Regions from separate parts of the Mus musculus genome. Here all the other regions are linked to region 3. The links are chromatin loops, found by intact Hi-C in ENCODE. Cell type or tissue: left cerebral cortex. All regions are shown on one strand. Each heading gives the region's core, and the rest is flanking DNA. Links, peaks and the distances in the headings are about the cores only.

Evidence for each region. A loop is a pair of places that touch in the nucleus more often than their neighbours do. Peaks named below come from ENCODE experiments on the same cell type or tissue, not always from the same donor. Only the 100,000 strongest peaks of a DNase experiment are listed, where the experiment ranks them.
Region 1: it touches region 3 in a loop (3-fold over the local background); 7 of 42 quality-filtered maps call a loop at or near these places.
Region 2: it touches region 3 in a loop (5-fold over the local background); 3 of 42 quality-filtered maps call a loop at or near these places.

Annotation. Positions count from the first base shown.
Region 1 is chr2:157,633,236-157,637,352 of GRCm38, reverse strand. No RefSeq gene overlaps it. Among named protein-coding and RNA genes, the nearest start is that of Platr27, 38 kb to the right of the region's middle. In left cerebral cortex, for the core only: a CTCF peak has its summit at 1,504 (motif pointing left); a DNase peak (open chromatin) is centred at 1,499.
Region 2 is chr2:157,802,198-157,806,314 of GRCm38, reverse strand. The region is part of intron 5 of Ctnnbl1 (catenin, beta like 1); the gene reads right to left. Among named protein-coding and RNA genes, the nearest start is that of Ctnnbl1, 67 kb to the right of the region's middle. In left cerebral cortex, for the core only: no CTCF peak of the experiment used is centred there; DNase peaks (open chromatin) are centred at 1,075 and 1,646; H3K27ac peaks cover 2,500 bases.
Region 3 is chr2:157,913,335-157,917,451 of GRCm38, reverse strand. Vstm2l (V-set and transmembrane domain containing 2-like) reads right to left here and starts at 2,799. Exons shown (of 4, transcript NM_198627.2): 1 at 2,521-2,799. The coding sequence starts at 2,641. In left cerebral cortex, for the core only: a CTCF peak has its summit at 2,386 (motif pointing right); DNase peaks (open chromatin) are centred at 1,537, 2,119, 2,350 and 2,920; H3K4me3 peaks cover 2,030 bases; H3K27ac peaks cover 812 bases.

The DNA of each region.
Region 1 (4,117 bases), core at 522-3,021, 280 kb after region 3:
CCTGCAGCAGCAAGGGTCTGTGTCAACATCTGTGGTCCATGTTACCATCAAAGGCCGAGTGCATAGTCCTGGTCTGGGTTGCCGCCCCTGGGCCATGTAGATGTACGAGGGGTGTGGGACGCTGAGCAGAGTTGGCTCCACCCCTCACTAGCCAGGTGGTTGCATGGGCAGGCCAATGCCCCTCGATGGGTGCAGCACTGGGGAGCTTTGATCCAGGGCCCACCCCAACATCTACTCCATCTATGAACTGCTGGAGCTCATGAAGGGGCTGGTCCTGCAGATCCAAAGTTGCAGAATCTCCATGACACAGGGCAAGAACAGAATATCTGAGAGGAGTCCGTGAGCATCCACTACTGATAGACTAGCAGAAGCCAGAGGCCTTGAGCCAGACCAAAGACTCATTGCAATGAACATTTGCAAGTAATGATATTTGGATAAAAGGTGTACTGTGGGACACCCTGCGGCTTCTACAGAGAGATGCTTTTGGTTGTTGCTTCTTTTACTTTTTAAAAAAATTTTTAGGCACACGCCTTTAATCCCAGCACTCGGGAGGCAGAGGGCAGGCGGATTTCTGAGTTCGAGGCCAGCCTGGTCTACAAAGTGAGTTTCAGGACAGCCAGGGCTATACAGAGAAACCCTGTCTCAGAAAACCAAAAAAGAAAAAGAAGAAAAAAAAGAAAAAAAGAAAAAGAAATTTCTTTTGGGTTGCAAGGGCAGAGGGTAGATATGAAGGGATGGGGAAATGAGTGAGATTGGGGTGCATAAAGTGAACTTCACAAAGAATCAATAAGAAGGTTTTTAAAAATTAAAATAATGTGAGAAAATGTTTCTGGGCCCCCAACCTTCTCCTATAACCACCTAGGCTAAGCCTCCCTCCCTGGAGACCACTGCAGAAATCCTGGCTGTTCTTGAGGGTCTGTCTCAAAGCAAACACATCAGGATCTGGACCATCTAAGGGCTGCTTCCTTCTGGAACAAAGAGCCTGGCATTTGGGAGAGAAAAGTCATGCTTTCCCAGCAAAAGTGGTTTCTTGGCATCGATGGGTGGAACTGCCTCATGGATGGATACCCCTTTCCACAGGACTAATTATAGATTTATTAATATTTATGGGCCTCTCGTCGCAGCCGATAGATCTTGTTCGAGGACATTAAGCCTTATCTCCGTCCCTCCAGGAAGGGGCATCGAAAGCCAGTTCTAATTGGGTAGCCGGCAATCAAGATAGAAGGGAAAAATGACAATAGCTTGCCTGTTGCCATATATTAAAATATGGTCCTCCCCTCTCAATGATTATCTGCAGAATTAATATCTTGCTAGTCCAGGTTTGGGCCCTAATAGCAGGAAACCGTATTAAATACTTTGCTAAGAGCAATCAGCTTTTTGATAAGGCTAATGGCTCTAGCCCTGGCTATTTCTCATGCTGAGCGGTCTGTTTCTAATCCAGCAGAAGCCTGGCCACTTTGTCCGTCTCGTTTGTCATTCAAAGTCAGCAACACTGGCGCCATCTCCTGGTCAGGCTCCCTGCTGCATCTTTCCATTCCCCATCCTGTCGCGGCCTGGAAGGCTTGCCCTGGGAATGAGGTGGCCATTGCATCTGCAGGAAGACGCGAGAGATGAATGCTGGTTCTCTATTTACTTTGTCTTTTCACTTAATCGAGGCTCCTAGCCGTAGAACGGTGCGGTGCGTGTTTAGGGTGGGTCTTCTCACCTCTGTTAAGACAGTCTAGAAAGTTCCTGAGAGTCGTTCCTGCAGATTTATTGCCATGGTGACTCTAAATCCTATCAAGCTGACAATGAAGGTTGCCATCAGCCATCACACGACCTCTCTGGGCTCAGTTTCTGCATCTGTAAAATGGGACTAGAAGTTGTCATCCTCTGCAGAACCCTGTGGTCCAGCCAGAGACGGACACAGTGTGACAGCTCTCAGAAGGGAAGCCTACGCGGGGCAGGTACCTGAGGTCCCAGATCTGGCCTGCACCGTGGCAGCGTCAATACCAGCAGCTGGGGCAGGGCAGCTGCCGGTGGCAGCAGGCAGTGACAACAGAGGCAGCAGGAGCATGAGTCCAGCCTGTCAGGAGGGTACAAGGACCAGCGATGAATGCTTCTGGGAAGAAAACCTTTTCCCCAAGTGTCACAGCTCAGTAAATCAGTCGCTCTCAGATGATTCTCGGTGAAATAGCCTGTGCGCTCTATTCCATGTGTACAGGGACTTTATAAACACTGAGGAGCAGGGTGGGATCCAGGGGTAGGGGTTTCCTATTGGCTCAAACTGAGATGCTAATGATGCTAACCTGCATGGGGAAGGACTTCAGATGTTTTCCCCCACATGGCTGATTGTCATGGTCATCTCAGTGGGTTGTCGTGGTTATGTGTCCCAGAGCACGTAGAGTTTGGCATGGAGTTGGCCCCACTCCTACCATTCTCAGTTCTGAGTTTCAGGGGGCTTGGGGCCACTCAGCCTGACCAGTTCTTCTGTCTGGTGGCAAGGTCTACTTGCCCACAAGAAGTCCCTGTAACTGCTGTTTTGAGCTTTAAATGAGACTATATGAGTAAGACAGGGTGCCCAGGCACAGGCAATGCCTACAGATCAGCTCATCTTTACTACACTCCCTGGCATCCTCCTGCCATTCAGAAACCTCTCTGCGGGTCTCCACCTGACCTTGTCTTGTGTTGTGGGTGCTTTTGTGTCTCCCCTCTGCCACCCTAGATTGGGCTCTAGATTCTCAGGGATCTAGATGTGCCCAGCTTTACCATTTCTCAAGGCCCTGGGTAGCTGACTTGAAACCTGACACAGTGAATGCCCAGATGTTGCCTCAGTGTGAGCATCATTCCAGATGTGTGACATTCACTGTGCTCCAGACCCCGTGGCAGGGCCCTTTACAGAGATTAATGCATAGTAACCAGGGATCAGCAAGAGTCCTCAGCCACCAGCCCAGGGAACTAGGCCGTGCTTCTGCTTCCCAGGTCTCAGGCAGCCCCATTGGGCACAGTGATGGCTTTCTTTCCCCCAAGGTGGAAACTGCTTCTTGCTGGGTCCCCACTCTGTCTAGGCTCTCCCCAAGAGTATCCCCCACCCTTAAAGTGACTACTGTGGTTCTCGTATAAGAATGATGGGTACTAGCCGGGCAGTGGTGATACAGGTCTTTAATCCCAGCAATTGGGAGGCAGAGGCAGGTGGATTTCTGAGTTCGAGGCCAGCTTGGTCTACAGAGTGAGTTCCAGGACAGCCAGGGCCATGCAGAGAAACCCTGTTTAAAAAAAAAAAAAAAAAAGAATGATGGGTATTGAGGTTCAGAGAGGGTGAGGTGACATGCTTGGTCACACAGCATATTAAGTTAAATTTCGAACCCAGATCCAGAGGCTCTGGTTTATTTGGGACTAGGGGTTTGGTAAGAAGGATGAGTCCGATCCAGCTCCTGCTGGACTGCCACCATGTCCTGACTTTTGTGCTCTCTTCCTGGGGCACCAGCACTCTGGCAGTCTGTTCCGTGGTAGCTGGCCCTTTACCTCGGGAGGCAGGCAGACCCACCCTAGCCTCTGCTTTTTAAGCTTCACTTCCAATCACCAGCTGGAATCTAATTTTAACAACTACAGAGTCCCCTTCCTAGGATCCAGATCCTGTACTGTCTAACTCTGACCCTGGTGCCCCTGGGTCTTAAAGCCCACCAGATCTCCCTCTTCAGGCTACAGACATCCGAGTTGAGAGGAAAAGGGTCCAATTCTCCCTCATGGGAACAATGTACGTGATAGAAGCCCTGTGGGGAGGGAGGGAAATGAAACGACCTCCTGGGTGAAGTAGGGCAGGAGGCCTGAAGCCTAGGCCCAGGCTCTGGAAATAGCGAGCTCACCAGTGAGCCAGTGGACGAGGCAGTGCCAACACTTGGCTGCAGGACCAGAGAACCCAAGCAGGCCAAGCAGTCTGTAGGTCTCCAACAAGGAACAGACAGATGTCCCGTAGACAATACGACCAGAATTAAATCTAGTGAAACAAACCCAGGGGCTAGGCCCTGCTCTCAAATGCACAGGGCCCTGCTCACCCTTCCATGTAGGCAGATCAATAGGCAGCATTGGTACAAGAACCCAGAGCCCAAGAAGAGCTGATTTCTCCTCCTGCCGCTGG
Region 2 (4,117 bases), core at 542-3,041, 110 kb after region 3:
AGGCATTGGGTAAAACATACTTCCAGCTCTTACTTGAGTCACCTTTTGAGGTCGGTAGGAAACCCACAGTAGCTACAGAATACACACATCTGCCAAGGAGCGATACCAAAGTCAGGATTCCTTCTAGAATCTTGAAGAGAGCCTTTCCTCCTTTACACTGCCATCTGTACAACAGGTTCTGGGGGACTGCCTGTGGGCAACCCCAGGGCATGCAGGGAAGGAAGGAGGGAAGGCAGCCCTGGTTTTCTCTCCTGGAGAAGAGACTCTTTAGCTAAGACAGCTGTGATCAGGCATCTAGGAAGACTGGAGAGCTGGGTACAGCCTCCCTTCCCCTTCCCACTGCCTTGCTTGCCTTACACAGGAAGTGAGGATAAAGAAGAATCCTACAGCAATCGCAGGAAAATGGGGGGAGGGGGCACTACTTTTGGCTAAAGGAACAACTCAAAATGCCCACAATCAAGTTTGCATCGAGTTTTGTTCTCACTCCATGCCATTTACCTCGCTGGGGAAGAAAAAGCCAAGTTCTTTGCTAGCAAGCCCCTTACTTCACGGACCCTGGCTCACTTTAAGATCTTGAACAACTCTGCCCAAACAGATACCTGAGAAACTAACCTTACCAAATAAACTTATGCAGTCACTGTGTGCTCTCAGTCAGTGTTGCATCTACCCTGGCATAAAGCTCACAGCTCTCACTCACAGAGCACACAACAAAGGCTCAGGGAGGTTAGGCAGCCTGGCCAGAGCCATAGAGCTGGGACAGCAGTGAGCAGAGAACAGAAAGACAGACAGGAGGAGGAAGAGCCCAGTGAGCTGCACTCTACAGACCTGGTTGGACAGAGCCTAAGGATGACAGGGAGGAGAAGACAAATACAGCCCCTGCTCTTTCTGGGACTTTCTGAGACTCAGGGGCAACATCTGGACATGAAGAAAATCTGAAATTTGTGGCCTGTCTGCACACCCAGTTGCTAGTCAGTGACGCTTTCTGAGCTCTCCCTTATGCCTTGGGGAAGGAATGGGGACGGAGCCACTGGAGAGGAGCTGGTGCCAGAGCTGGAAGGGCTGCAGCAGAAAATGAGCTGCTCTCCCTCTTCTCCCAGGGATACACAATCGTGCTCTCAAGTCTCACAGCCAGTAAGAACATTAAAGTGTTTCCCTTAATAAACTGAATCATTTATGCATGGCAAAGAAAGCAGAAAACATCTGGGGGCACAGAGCATCCACAACTTAGTTTTTTCTAAACCACCCTAACTAACTCCCCTATCTCCCCCAATTCAGAAGTGGCAAACGTCACAGCTCTGCTTGGCAGCAATGGCTTGTCACTGCTACAAACAAGACGGCATGGCCGGCTTCTGCTGCGATGGATGGCAGCATTATTTATTTGCATTATTTGTCTCTTTCCCTGATTCTTAGTTATGTTTGCCATCTCTGCTGTCTAGAAACTGGCAGGACAGTGGCGGTGAGCAGCACTTAGATCCTAGAGCCAAGTGGATATGGTTGGTGGGTGTCTGGCTGGAGGAAAGTCTTTTTTCTTGTTACAGAAATCTAACTTCCAACAGGCAGACTTTTTAAGCTTGCAAAGTGTGAAACTCAATGTTTAGTTGGGTTAGATACAATTTTATCTGATTGCAGGAGGGCCGAGAGCAGTCAAAATACATTTAGCTCAGAAAACCCTTAGGAAAGTATTTGTATTATGCATGGCTCTGGAGTCGGCTGGTAAGGAGTGCAAATTAGCATTCTGCCTACTTCCTCCAGCCTCCAGCCTACCTTCAATTTTCTGGATCTGTGACCAAGTCTGAAACTAAAAACAAATCCTGCGTGGGGATTAAAGCACCAGCCAGAGCAGCCCTGGCCTTGGAAATGAGGTCTCTCTGAGGCCTGGCAGTTTCTGATAAGTCTCTGGTTATTTCTGCTTGTTAGCAGGTCCCCAAACAGCAGGTCTCACTATGAGGAGGTTTGAGGGCATGATCAGACATCTTTTTCCACTTGACCAAAGAAGAAGGATATAAGAGAAAAGGAGGAAAGAGGGAAACAGGCAGATGAGAGGGTCTGAAGAGGATTCCTTTTCTACCTGGCCCACTCCATGACACTCAAGAGCTAGATTGGAGTTCTTCCACCCACAACGCGTTTCAGAAATGTCATGTTTAAAAAAATAATAAAATAACCCCCAAACATGTGGAAGGGATCTTGATCAAATAAGTTTTGAAAGTCATAATACTAAAAGCAAGCCTACAGTCACCTCTTGAGATATGTGCCTCCATTCCTGCCCTCCCACTCCCCACCCACAGCTGCCTGTCGGTTGTTCTAAACATCTAGACAGACACTTGCCAATCCCATGCCTAATGTCTGCCCATGCAGACGATTTCACAGAGGCCTATAGGACGCAGAACCACTCCCCACACCAAGTGGCTCCTCTCATTCTCCCTGGTGCCAAGCTCATTCTCACCTTGGTCTCTTCCCTGTCCTACCCTGCTCTTGGCCATTTTGAATGGCTGGCTTCTTCTTGTACCCAGAACTCAGGCCTGTACTGGTTGATTTTGTGTCAACTTGACACAAGCTGGAGTTATCACAGAAAAAGGAGCTTCAGGTGAGGAAATGCCTCCATGAGATCCAGGTATGGCATTTTCTCAATTAGTGATCAAGGGGGGAGGGTCCCATTGTGGGTGGTTCAATCCCTGGGCTGGTAGTCTTGGGTTCTAAAAGAAAGCAAGCTGAGCAAGCCAGGGGAAGCAAGCCAGTAAGGAACATCCCTCCATGGCCTCTGCATCAGCTCCTGCTTCCTGACCTGCTTGAGTTCCAGTTCTGACTTCCTTTGGTGATGAACAGCAATGTGGAAAATGTGAGCTGAATAAACCCTTTCCTCCCCAACTTGCTTCTTGATCATGATGTTCATGCAGGAATAGAAACCCTGACTAAGACAAGGCCTTTTTAGAGAACCAGGTCTAACCAGACCCCCACACACTCAGCCATTCCATTTTCATCCTCTGCATGACCATCTTGTTTCACCCCCTGAGAGCAGAGACCCTATCAGCCATACTGAGAGCTACAAGCAGCCAGTTTCTAGGACCAAGAGGAAGTCAGCACGCAGTGAGCATCAAGCGAATGAAGACCTGGTGAGTTCTGCTTTGCGACAGAGATAAAGGAGAGAACACGAATGGAAGCAAGAAGGCCAGGAAGCAGAGGCTGACACGGTGACAAGCGTCAGGAGACCCTCAGCGTGGCTGCACCTGAGCAGCACAAAGCAAGCAGCACATCAGACCAAGGCAGACCATGGCCTGCGCTCAGGACTGGGCATCTGAGAAGGGCTGCCTGAGGGCAAGGATGGGTGTGGAAGGGTCCCCAGGTTCTCTACAGCAAGGTACACTTGCTCCAGTCTACAGAAGATGCGGGGCTCAGGCAGCTTCACGCCTCAGCGGCTCTTTACCCTGCTCTGTATGACTCCTCCGCACAATCTGAAATTCTGTTGGCTTGGCCCCAGATCTGACCAGCCCTACTCTTCATCCCACAGAGCCTGCCTTCTCAACCTCCTGGCCTCCTGTATCCTCATTGCTGTTTTCTTTAAACAAAGCCTCCATCTTTGGATGTCTTATTTAGACCCAAGTCATCCAAATATTTAAAAATAATTACTGAAAATGCTTTCTGAAACATTTTCAAACTGAAAACTGTTCAACAAACATCCACAAACATGTCACCATGTGGTAGATGACACTTCTCACCATCACCTGACATTTACAAACTGCTGGATCTCCACCAGTTCTGGAAAACAGCCAGCAAGTAGTGGGTGCCCTAAAGATCTCTAAATACGTACTGATGCCTCACAGGTGCACTGTGTGACAAACATGTGAAACACAACACGGAAGGGAAAGTAACCTTCACAGGGCACACAGTGAGTGGCAGAGCTGCAGGCCTGACCAGTCCCCCAGTGGGACCACAACTTGGGAAAGACAAACTGGCCCACAGAAGCTATAATGCAATGTGTCAAGTTCCCAGGTCTCTGCTGGGGAGATGATATGGAAAAGCTTCAAAGACTGAGCTGAGGCTGGGGGAGGCTTGACAGGAAGATATAAGGGTCCCAGAAAGCTCAGGGAGGCACTCACTGCAGGCCATCCACTGTCTGGTC
Region 3 (4,117 bases), core at 932-3,431:
CCTAAACCCATAGACACCATCCTGACCTGGCCTTATTCCCTGAATCAGCTGAGGACATGCGGAGCCCAGGAATAATGAAACGATCAGGCTCCAATCTGCTAAACAGCAATTTCGGGGCTTTTTCAGCACACACAGCTTTTATCAAATTGGTATTCTCCTCCTGAACACAAATGGCTTATTAGACATGACCCACTTATTCGCCGCGTCTCACTATCATTAATAACTGTTTCTTTTTGTGATTAAGTGAGTGGCTCCAGACCCTTCCTGTGGTGACAGGGTGCTGGACCCAGCAGAGGGGCAGCTGTGGGGCTCCTTAGCAGCCAGTGCTTGGTGACTTTGAGCCTGGCAATGTCGAGAGGGTGGACGGGCCCCTGCAGAGCAGTGGGGCCATCTCTTGAGGGACAGAGCAGAGGAGGTCCCAAGGGGTGACCCATTTACCCAGAGACAGTCAAGAGGAGATCAGATTCTCAGAAACTGGTCCTGTCCCCTTTGCATCCAGCACCTCCCTGAATCCCCAATTCAGGGGTTGGTCCAGAGTGGGGATGAGAAGATCAGTAGGGCTGTGCCCCTCTCAGCGCAGCTGGCACCAGGGGGCAGGAGGAGACTGTCACACAAAGGAAAGAGCCTGCTTACTCAAGAATGACCCAAATTCGGAGGGTCTGGTGCCCCAAAGACAATGACCATAGGCCTCAGAGTTCTATGTTTGTACCTCAAGGGATCTCAAACTCAGAAAGGCAAGTCCTTCTTGAAGAGGCCTCCTAGTATAAGTTTTGACAGTGCCAAGGAACTGAGCTGGACAGGCAGACGGGAGGGGAGAGAAGGGAGGAATTCCCAGTTTCCCCTGAATGAGAAAAAAAAATGTGACAGGGAGAGAAATGACCTGGACAAAGTGCTGCTTCTCGCCTGACAGACCCTGGAGCCAGTCTTGGCTCAGCCGCTCTCTCACTGTGTGACCTTGGGCAACTCCCTTCACCTCTCTGAGACTTGATTTCTCCTCTGTGAATAGAGCATCAAAATAGTCCTTTCCCTGTTTTCTACCTTTCCTGCCAGGCCAGCAGAAATCATGATGGACATCAAGGTATGTGAGAGGTTTTTGTCCAACATAGCGAGGAGGTGAGGTGTATGTAGATACGGGGATCTGGGCTTCCCTTAGGCACAGGAATTCTGAGCATGGCTTTGAAAACCCCTCCCTCTGGAGCAACCCCAATCGTGCAGCACACCTGTAAAAGGCCTTGCCTGGGTTTCCAGGCTCTGGCGCACACCTTTAACTCACTCCCATCAAAAGAAATCATCCTGTTCTCAGCCCTTTGTTCAAACCTCTCCCAGCCTGGGCACACAGAGCACAGCACGTGTGCTGTAGCCTCTGATGAGGGAAGGGATGGACGGAAGCAGGGTCACCTCTGGTTTCAACCACCCCTGCCCCATCACACAGCATGGCTCAGGGGCAGGGAGCCTCCACAGCTGCCTGCCCCACACCACCCAACTCTGCTGCCAACTTGGGCTCCTGTGGGGAGGAAAGGCGCTTCAGACACTCGTGCAGGCAGCACTTGCTTTCTCCTTGCTCCCACAATGCTGGAGTTCAACATTTCAGTCCTCTAGGGGCAAGGTTGAGATGGGGTCCCCGAGATGGGGGTGTCCTGTAGGATTCAAGGGGTTCATGATCCCCCCAGGGACAAACACCCTACATTCCTCTTTACTCCTGGCCTCTAGCTGAAAGAATAGACCTCAACTACTCCAGTGTATCCCAGCTCTCCGTCCCTACCTTCTTATCCCCAGACTGTCCCTACCCCTGGATGCCACCCACCCACATGGATGGCAAAGGAAGCTGCCACCCAGGCTAGCAGGTCTTAAGCAACAGCATCTGGCGCCCCTCAGGACCATTCCCGGCCGTGGAAGGGATGGATCCTGATGAAGAGGATGCAGGAGCAGTTTCAGCGTTAAACCCACAAAGGAGAAAGGAATCGGGGCAGAGAGAAGTGGGTGGGCAAAGTGTGTGCACAAGTGCGTGCGTGCATGTGTATCCGTGTCTGCAGGCAGACAGGCAAGAGTTGTGGCGAAGCGAAGCGTGTGTGCCCGAGTGCCAGCTGGCAGGGTGAGCCACCAGCCAGTGTCTGATTCGTGTGCGTAGTGGGCACAAGTATATTTACCAGCGAGGAGAGGCTCAGAGGGGATGTGCAGAGTTGTGAGTGTGGGATGCAGTGAGCGTGGCTGAGTGTGTCCGCGGTTGGAGACATCTGTATGGTCGCAGAGGTGTGTGTATCCGTGTGAGTGTGTACGCGCGTGGAGGGGGTCTTCTGCGAGCTGGGGCCAGAGCGAGTGTGCTCTTGGGAACCCCTTCTCGCAGAGCTGGCCCCGATAGGAGACAGGGTGGGTCCCCAGTCCCAGCAGAGGGCGCCCCGGAACTCTGGGCCATAGCATCAGTCGGCGCAGGTTCGAGCACCGCGACCGCCAAGTTGGAGCGGCTGCGACCGGGGTGGGGTTCAGTGGGGGGAAGTCCGTGGGGGCTGCGCGCAAACTCACCGTGTCCGGAGACGTGGTTGTCCCAGGGCGCATGGCCTGCGGGTCGCGTGGCGCCGCCGAGTTGCAGGAAAAGTGCCAGGTAGTGGAGGGCGCCCAGCGCCGCGGCCAGCGGGGCCCCCATGCTGCGCGCTCCGGCCGGGGGCGCCGCCGCCTCACATCGGGGCTCCGCAGCCCGCAAAGCCCGCGCCCGCCGTACCCTGCCCGGCGCCGCCGCCGCCCTCTCCTGCTGGCCCCGGCCCGGCCCCGGCTGCAGGCAGCGAGCGCACGCCCAGCCCGCCGCCTCCGACTGCGGGACTCTTCGCTTGCGCGGAAGGCCACTCCGCGCCGCCGCGCACCCGCCCTCCCCCTCGCTCCCCGCCCTGAGCCGGCGGCGGCGGAGGGATCCGCAGCTTGATTTATCATCAAAGTTTTGCCCAGGCTGGGATTTTTAAAGCGGTACTCGCAACTGGCCTCCCGCGCGGGAGCGGGGGTGGGGCAGGCCCGGGGGTGGAAGGCCACCTGGGGACCTAACCCCCCGCAGGGCGGAACACTAGGGTGTTGGGAGTCGAAATCCGATCGTTGGGGATAAACATCCGACCTGCCACCAGACCCGTGCGCTGGAGGGGCCGCTCAACTTTGCCAGCTGGGTAGTGTTGGGGCCAGGGCCAGGCGAGGTGCAGGACAGGTGAATAGGGGTGGGGGGCGCACCCGGGATGAGACATAGGTGAACTAGTTTAAGATCTGGCAGCTTTGGGGTCCCCGTGTGATCACGCGTAGTTTCTCCTGTCCTCGAGTTCTTCGTCTGAAAAATGGGGACAGACGCCACCACCAGAAGCAGTGTGTGTCGGGGGTTGGGGGGGGGGGGGTCTTTGGAGTTAGGTGGGTAAAGTGGGGAACATCGTGGCGCCCACACAATGTAGTTATCATTGTGGTTCCTGTCTCTGGGACTCAGCAGTTAGTGGGGCTCCTAGCTTAGAGGTGTTGGGGTTCTACACAGTGAACTGGATCGCCCCCTTCTGGACTGTAAGGCTCTCCCTAGATGAAAGGTCTAGATGGAGTGTGTGTGTGTGTGTGTGTGTGTGTGTGTGTGTGTCTGTGTGTGTAAACCATGAAGACTCTTTCATTCCCAAGAGTGGCAGTCCAATTCTGATTCCTTCCTTGACTCTTTAACTGAGGCTTTTGTGACAGGAAAAGAGGGTTGGGGGGTTATTTTAAAGAAAAGCCTATTTCATAAGGCTGCCTTCTCCGAGGTCTTGAGAAGATCCGGAGCAAGGTTTCGGACCCCGGGAAGGATTCTTCCTACCCTCATTTCTCCTCTGCCTTCGCCGGCAGGCATTGTTTCAGCATTGCGGACAGCACCCTTTTCGTTTCATCCTTTAAGAACCGCGGACAGCGCCTCGGGGGTGATTAGATGCGAGGGTTCAGCACCGTGGACAGATCCCCGCTCCACACACACAGCACCGCAGGGATCCAGCTTCCAGCACGGCTCACAGTACCTAAAGTTTGAGAGATCTAAAAAGCGGAGTGACACACCGTGCTTGCTGTCTTTATTCTGTCTCCCTATGCCCCTTTCAGATATTATGGTGGATAGTATACTGTTGTCACCAGGATCAACTCA